2 separate regions of the Mus musculus genome follow, and region 1 is linked to region 2. Evidence: chromatin loops called from intact Hi-C (ENCODE). Cell type or tissue: heart. All regions are shown on one strand. Each heading gives the region's core, and the rest is flanking DNA. Links, peaks and the distances in the headings are about the cores only. Region 1 has its middle 88 kb from the start of Gm31472. Region 2 has its middle 1.6 kb from the start of Hoxd12.

The links. Hi-C counts contacts between places; a loop is a spot of excess contacts. Peaks named below come from ENCODE experiments on the same cell type or tissue, not always from the same donor. Only the 100,000 strongest peaks of a DNase experiment are listed, where the experiment ranks them.
Region 1: a loop joins it to region 2, with 6 times the contacts of the local background. A loop is called at or near these places in 30 of 42 quality-filtered maps.

The regions. Positions count from the first base shown.
Region 1 is chr2:74,065,078-74,067,989 of GRCm38, forward strand. No RefSeq gene overlaps it. Among named protein-coding and RNA genes, the nearest start is that of Gm31472, 88 kb to the left of the region's middle. In heart, for the core only: a CTCF peak has its summit at 1,753; no DNase peak of the experiment used is centred there; H3K4me3 peaks cover 306 bases; H3K27me3 peaks cover 892 bases.
Region 2 is chr2:74,671,961-74,674,872 of GRCm38, forward strand. No RefSeq gene overlaps it. Among named protein-coding and RNA genes, the nearest start is that of Hoxd12, 1.6 kb to the right of the region's middle. In heart, for the core only: a CTCF peak has its summit at 1,208; a DNase peak (open chromatin) is centred at 1,161; H3K4me3 peaks cover 923 bases; H3K27me3 peaks cover 2,500 bases.

The sequences.
Region 1 (2,912 bases), core at 242-2,741, 610 kb before region 2:
GATCGCTTAAAAACAAAACAAAAACCCCATTCAGGAAAGGTACTGACAGAGGCCTTGGAGAAGGCAGGATAGAACTCAAGAGTTTTCTTCTATGGTGTCAACACCACTAACTTAGTGGCTTTCTGACCACTGAAAAATTCTCCCCAACCTATTTTATGTCAAGAATGCATTGATCTGTGCTGTGTCTATTAGGGAGCCTTAGAGAGGGAAAGATGAGGGAGAGCTCACACCTCACGGGACCATGGCCACCCTCCCTGCAAGCCTCAACCTTGTGAATGGCACTTGCATAGAGTAGGACAAAAGTATTGTTTTCTTCTGTTTCAAATAGGACTAGGAAGTAATCACGAATAAATTACACGTGCTTGTAGGAGAGGCTGGCGTATGTGCCAAGAGGAAAGTGACCACAGTGCGTGAACAGGAATATGCATTTTGTATTGTTGCTTCCGGGTGTTAGAGCTGTGTCCTCTGTGCCCAGCCTTTCTGCCCTCTTCTTGAGCCTCTGCTGAAGGAAGGCATGCGGTTGTTGTGTTCTGAGCTGGAGAGAGGAGAGGAGAGGAGAGAAGATGAGAGGAAACAGGAGGGGAGGGGGAAGGAAGAAGGAGATTTGAAGAGAAAGCAGGCAAACTAGTTATTTAATTTGAAAAGCAGAATCTCGGCATAGAAAGCATTTATATAACCAACAGGAAAGATGACCAAGAGTTGACTGTTTTGGCACATGTTTTGTCGAGGTATTTCTTCCTTATTAGTATGTCTAACACATAATAATATGCTGGTTAAAGGACGTGGACATTTCCCGTGTTGTCATGAAGACACTTTCTATCTGGCGGTGAGCTTTACTGTTTGAAAGCGCTGTGGTCGGGGTCGGGGTACTAATGTTTTTATAGCAAATGTTTGAAATAAGAAGCGATCATGTCTGTGTGCTATTACCATTTCAAAAATCATTTTAAGGATAGATGTGGAAAACAAAGAAGAAAAACATGGACAGTATTTACAAAACAGCGTCCTCAGACAACCCTTTCTCCCAAGATGAATGGCTGGGCACACACTTGGCACCATACATCACTTTTTATATTATAATTATAATCGAGACAGCTGCTTCCTCTTCTAATGTGTCAAACTAACTTCAACATCTGCATCAGAGAACACACCTAAGTGCTGAAGAGGTAATTGTGGCTTTATCATAAGTTAAATTTCCTTTATAATTTGAAACAAGAATTTTGTTTTTGACATCCAAAGGCTTTTTTTCAAACAAGTCATTTTCTTAAAATGTAAATTAAGCAGGGTATCTTTTAAGGGCCCAGACATGCTCAGTCATTTACAAAACTCTTATCAGAAAAATTAATTATTTTTAAAGTTGGGCCAATCAAGTTCATATTTCACTACAGATCTTGGAGATATTGGACCTTGGCTGATGTCTGGGTATATTTTCACCCATATCCCCATTCACAGCCTGCATGGTTCACTTATCCTTATTGTTTATTGAAAGTGGACTGCCCTTAAGTCATAGGGGTCACATATTGCTTTTTTTTCTTGTTGTTTGTACTATCTTCTTGTTTAGTAATGTCTTCATACAAACACAAAGCACAGAAGCCCGCACACGTTTGCTTCCACAAACGGATTGATCAGTGTGCAAAAAGTGCCAGTGCATCTCTCTGCTCTACTGGAACCCAAAGGAGCCAAGCTGAAGCTATTCCACTTATGCCGTGATTCACTGCATCGGGTTACGAAGTCACTGTCCACCTGTCACCAATAGGGGTCTCCAGTGTACCACAGAACTCGCTGTATTCCTCCCGTATGATTATTTACAGTATGCAATACACGGAGACAGAACCAAAGGGGCAGAACAGATTTATATGGGCCGGGACTGATCTTGGATTTACTCAAGGAGTGAAAGGGTGACGTCACAAGTTAGAAGTGATGAGGTGAAGCAAAGGCACATCTAGGTTTGGTGTGAGAACACACCTTTAACCCAATGGTGCAGCCACACTCTTTCTGTGCCCTGGCTGGGAGAAAAGCCAGTGGCATTCGCAGACAGCTAAATGTGTGTCTTTGCTTAAAGGGAGCAACTAGAAAGAGGAGTGAGTGAATTTTTCTGTCCTTCCTAGACTTTTGAGAATGGTTTAAACCATCATACCTGAAAATAATTTGTAATTGTTTTTTTTATGAAGTTATATATTTTTGAGGGAAATTTGCTTATGCGCTGACATTTCTTCCCACTGTTCCAGGTAATGCAATAAGAAACTCTAGAAAAGAGACAGTTATGATTTATCAAACTGAAGTTTAGGTCATGTTTATAAAGATCAACATAGATTCGCAATATATGAGGTATGTCATAACACACTTTTTATTTGAACCCCATGACATTCCTCTAGTCCATCCACTGTAGGAAAAATAATTTTTCAAACCCTTAGGTAACACCTGAGGACATTTCTGGAGTTTTAGGGCAGATTAATTTGCACAGAAAGGGAAACCAATGTCTGCAATGCCTTTTCATTATTTATTTGCTCCACAAATATTTACGTGATGCCTTAAGAAGTTGCTTACTGCCTAAAGGAAAACAGCTGTTGTTAGGGAGGGGAGGCTGGTAAATGGATTAAAAAATTGTAATGGGAAACAGACTGGAGTGGGAGCTGGCACTCAGGCAAAAGTAAGATTCTGTGAGGAGTAGATTAAGACACCAATTCTGAGGCAGGGGGTTGAGTGTGATCAGACACCAACCACATAGGCCTTTGGGGTGAGTCGTGAATGAATCCAGGATTGTGAATGCCTAGTGGTGCTGAGTAGAAGCTTGTGTCGTGGTGAAGACTTGGAGGCTGCTTATGGAATGACAGGCTATGGACAGAAATGGGGTGAGGTCTGTAAGCTGTGCTGGCTCATTCTTCAATAGAAAGGATGAAATGTGGAGACTAAAG
Region 2 (2,912 bases), core at 170-2,669:
TGATGTGCAAGTTAGTTGAACAGACTTCTAAAAGCTTACACAACTGTAATCTCTCCTGGTAGGAGGGCTTCTTGAGGGCTCTAGGAGAAACACAGGGCCTTCGAGTTGGTAATTACTTTCGTTTTCTCTGGTCCAGCTTGTCTTGTTTCACATCTTACTGCCAACTACAGAGGCCAACTTCGTTATTAGAGGGTGGGTGGGGAGGGTACAGGCAGAGAGAGAGAAATACAGATGCAGAATGCGGTTCAATTTATGAAGGATAAACCCCTGGAAAGGGAAGCACATCACCCTTCAGTCACTTAGGGAAAGACCTCTGTCTTAATACCTTAGCTATTTTGTACACAAGACATGTTGGGGGGCGGACAACCAACCAGCCAGCCAAACAAACAAACAAAAAAGTGGCCTTAGTTCCCCCCCCCAACCACCGTTCTCTCGGTCCCCTCGTTTCTTTTTCTTTCTTTTCTTTCTTTTCCTTCCTCCCCCCCCTTCCTTCCCTCCCCCCCCTCTCTGTAGGTTCTAGTCTCCAAGGCCACACTTCATCTCACAGGTCCATTTCTCAGGTTTCCTATATTGGATAGAGGGAATTGCCTCGAGGTTTTTCCTTTCATCTGCAGGTCGCACGTCAGTTTCGCTGAGCCTAAGAGAAATGGGGTTTGCTGAAGATTAAAACTGCGCTCAAATGCTCTCTGGTGGTATTTGGATTGATGGCTAAATGAGGAACAGATGAAGGCTTTGTTATTTATATGTGTGCCTTTTATATTCGGGATTGCGGGAGGAGGAGAGCTGGGGGTAAGTGGCTGAGGCCCTGGAAGTGAGGCCCGCGGGGAGCCCGGAAGGCCGAGGAAGTTCGGGGAAAGGCTTTGCCTTCAGTTAGATCTAGGCTGAGAGACGCTCAGAAATTTGGCACGGTATTAGCGATTGGGGTAGGAACCAAGATCCCAAGATCGGCAGATTGACTCATGATTCAAGAGGTGAAAAAGACGTTAGGACAGAGGCGAAAGGTCAAACAATAACACGCGGCCACAGGCTTCCTTGCATCAGGTCCCTTGGCTCCGCTGTCTGGGTCAGTTGCTACAACCTCTGGCTTTCGGAGACTGTCCGTAGCTCCTTGGCAGCGGGCCGTGACCGCGAGCACTGGCGACCCCAAGCCCGCCCCACCGCCCTTCACTGTTGATCTTGACCGTGCGGCGGCGCCTCGTCAGGCGTGGAGCACGCTCGCCATCTCCTGGGCGTTTGGCGACATTGGCAGAGCTTGCCATTCTGCTCCTCAGCTCCCCCCCCCCCCCAGCCCCCAACATCCCAGACAAGCCTCCCTTCCTCCTCCCACCTTCCCTCATGGTCTCCAGCCTTCAGCATCAGCCACCAGCTTTCTCAAAAAGAACTTTGCCTACCAGACCTTGAAAGTTATAGACTTGGAGGAATGAAGTGGGTCGATTAAGGGGGGGAAAAAACCTGGAAAAAAAATCTAGCTGTCCTTTTCATTCCTGATTCACACTTATGTATTTGGTCCTGAGAAGCAAACATAATTATAAGGCAGCCATAGTCTAAGGATGCACCCTTAGGCCTGTAACTACCTAGGAATCTCTGTGCAGGAGGCAGGGGCTCTGAGAGTGCTGGAACTATTAGAACTGAAAATTCAGGCCAGAGGATGCTCCAGTAGAAAGGAGAGAATTCTTCAAAATGAAAGCTATCGAATACCTAATCTAAGGCTTCTAAAAACCGACTTAAAACTTCTGCCTCCTCCCACCTACCAGAAAAGAAAGTATGGAGTCCCAATTCCTGAAAAGGAGGAAACTCTAGTAATGCCCCAGGATCCTTAGACTTCCCCCACCCCCACCCTCCTCCCGCCCCAGAGCTGGAGGAAGAGGACGATTGCGTCCTGAGAGCCGCCCAATTGGTCGCCGTAACTCACACAATAAAGTCCCAGCGAGGTGGTCAGCCTTGCCCTCCGGCGGCGCCTGTGTGGTCTCCTTGCCAGAGCTGGGGGCCTAACCAGTTCCAGCTTGGCTCATGGACCATGGGTCCTGCTTTAGGCTAGCGCGGGCTCCCACAACACAGTCTCTTGAGGAGAAAAGCCTTATTCCCTCTGGACCATCCAGAAGGCCCTGCCTCAGGGGTTAAGCACACTTACTACACACACGGAGCGTTGCCTGTTTTGCCCAGACAGTGAACCCGCAGCGGCCCGCGTGCCTGGAGGCACCGACAAAAGAGACTCAGCTAGCTGATTGTTCCTGTGCGACTGTGCCTCCTCAGCCAGGTGGCTCGGACTTTTCTGCCCCTCCAACTCTCAGTTGGACGGCTAGGAGCTTGGCTAGTAGGGAATAGTCACCAAGATGACCCCAGGAGAGAAAAGAAATGTAATTTTTCACAAGATTGGCTCCTCGGACTGCGGAATTGCCTGAGGGGACTGGATAACAACGCTATGAGCACAGTTCCTGGGAACAAATGTCAGGAACAGCGTGAAGATTCCTTAGGTACCACACTTGAGCAGTTTGTGCCGCCTTTCACCTTTGTTTGGTCAACCTCTTGTATTGTCTGTGACCTGGGGCTACAGGGTCAAGTGAATGGGTCCTTGCTGCCAAGTGCCTTTGGCAGAGACCACTTTAGAGGCCCTTTCTATAAAAAAGGATTGGTTGCTCAGATCCAGGAGCAGTCCGTGCCACTGCCAGCTCTTCTCCAGTCAAGCCCAGGTACCCTTATTGGAAAACGTCTGAATTGCAACTTAAAGTTTGTAGACGCAAAGCCCGGCCCAGGCAGCCTGCGAAATAAGGGCTGGGAAGACTAACCCAGAGCAGGAAAACTCCCAAGAGACACTTGGGCAAAGGCACCCTCATCCCAATGTCACCGGCTCCTGAAAGAGGTCTGGAAACTTTCAAGGGCTTCGCCCTCCCTCAACAGGCTTTGGCTCTGCT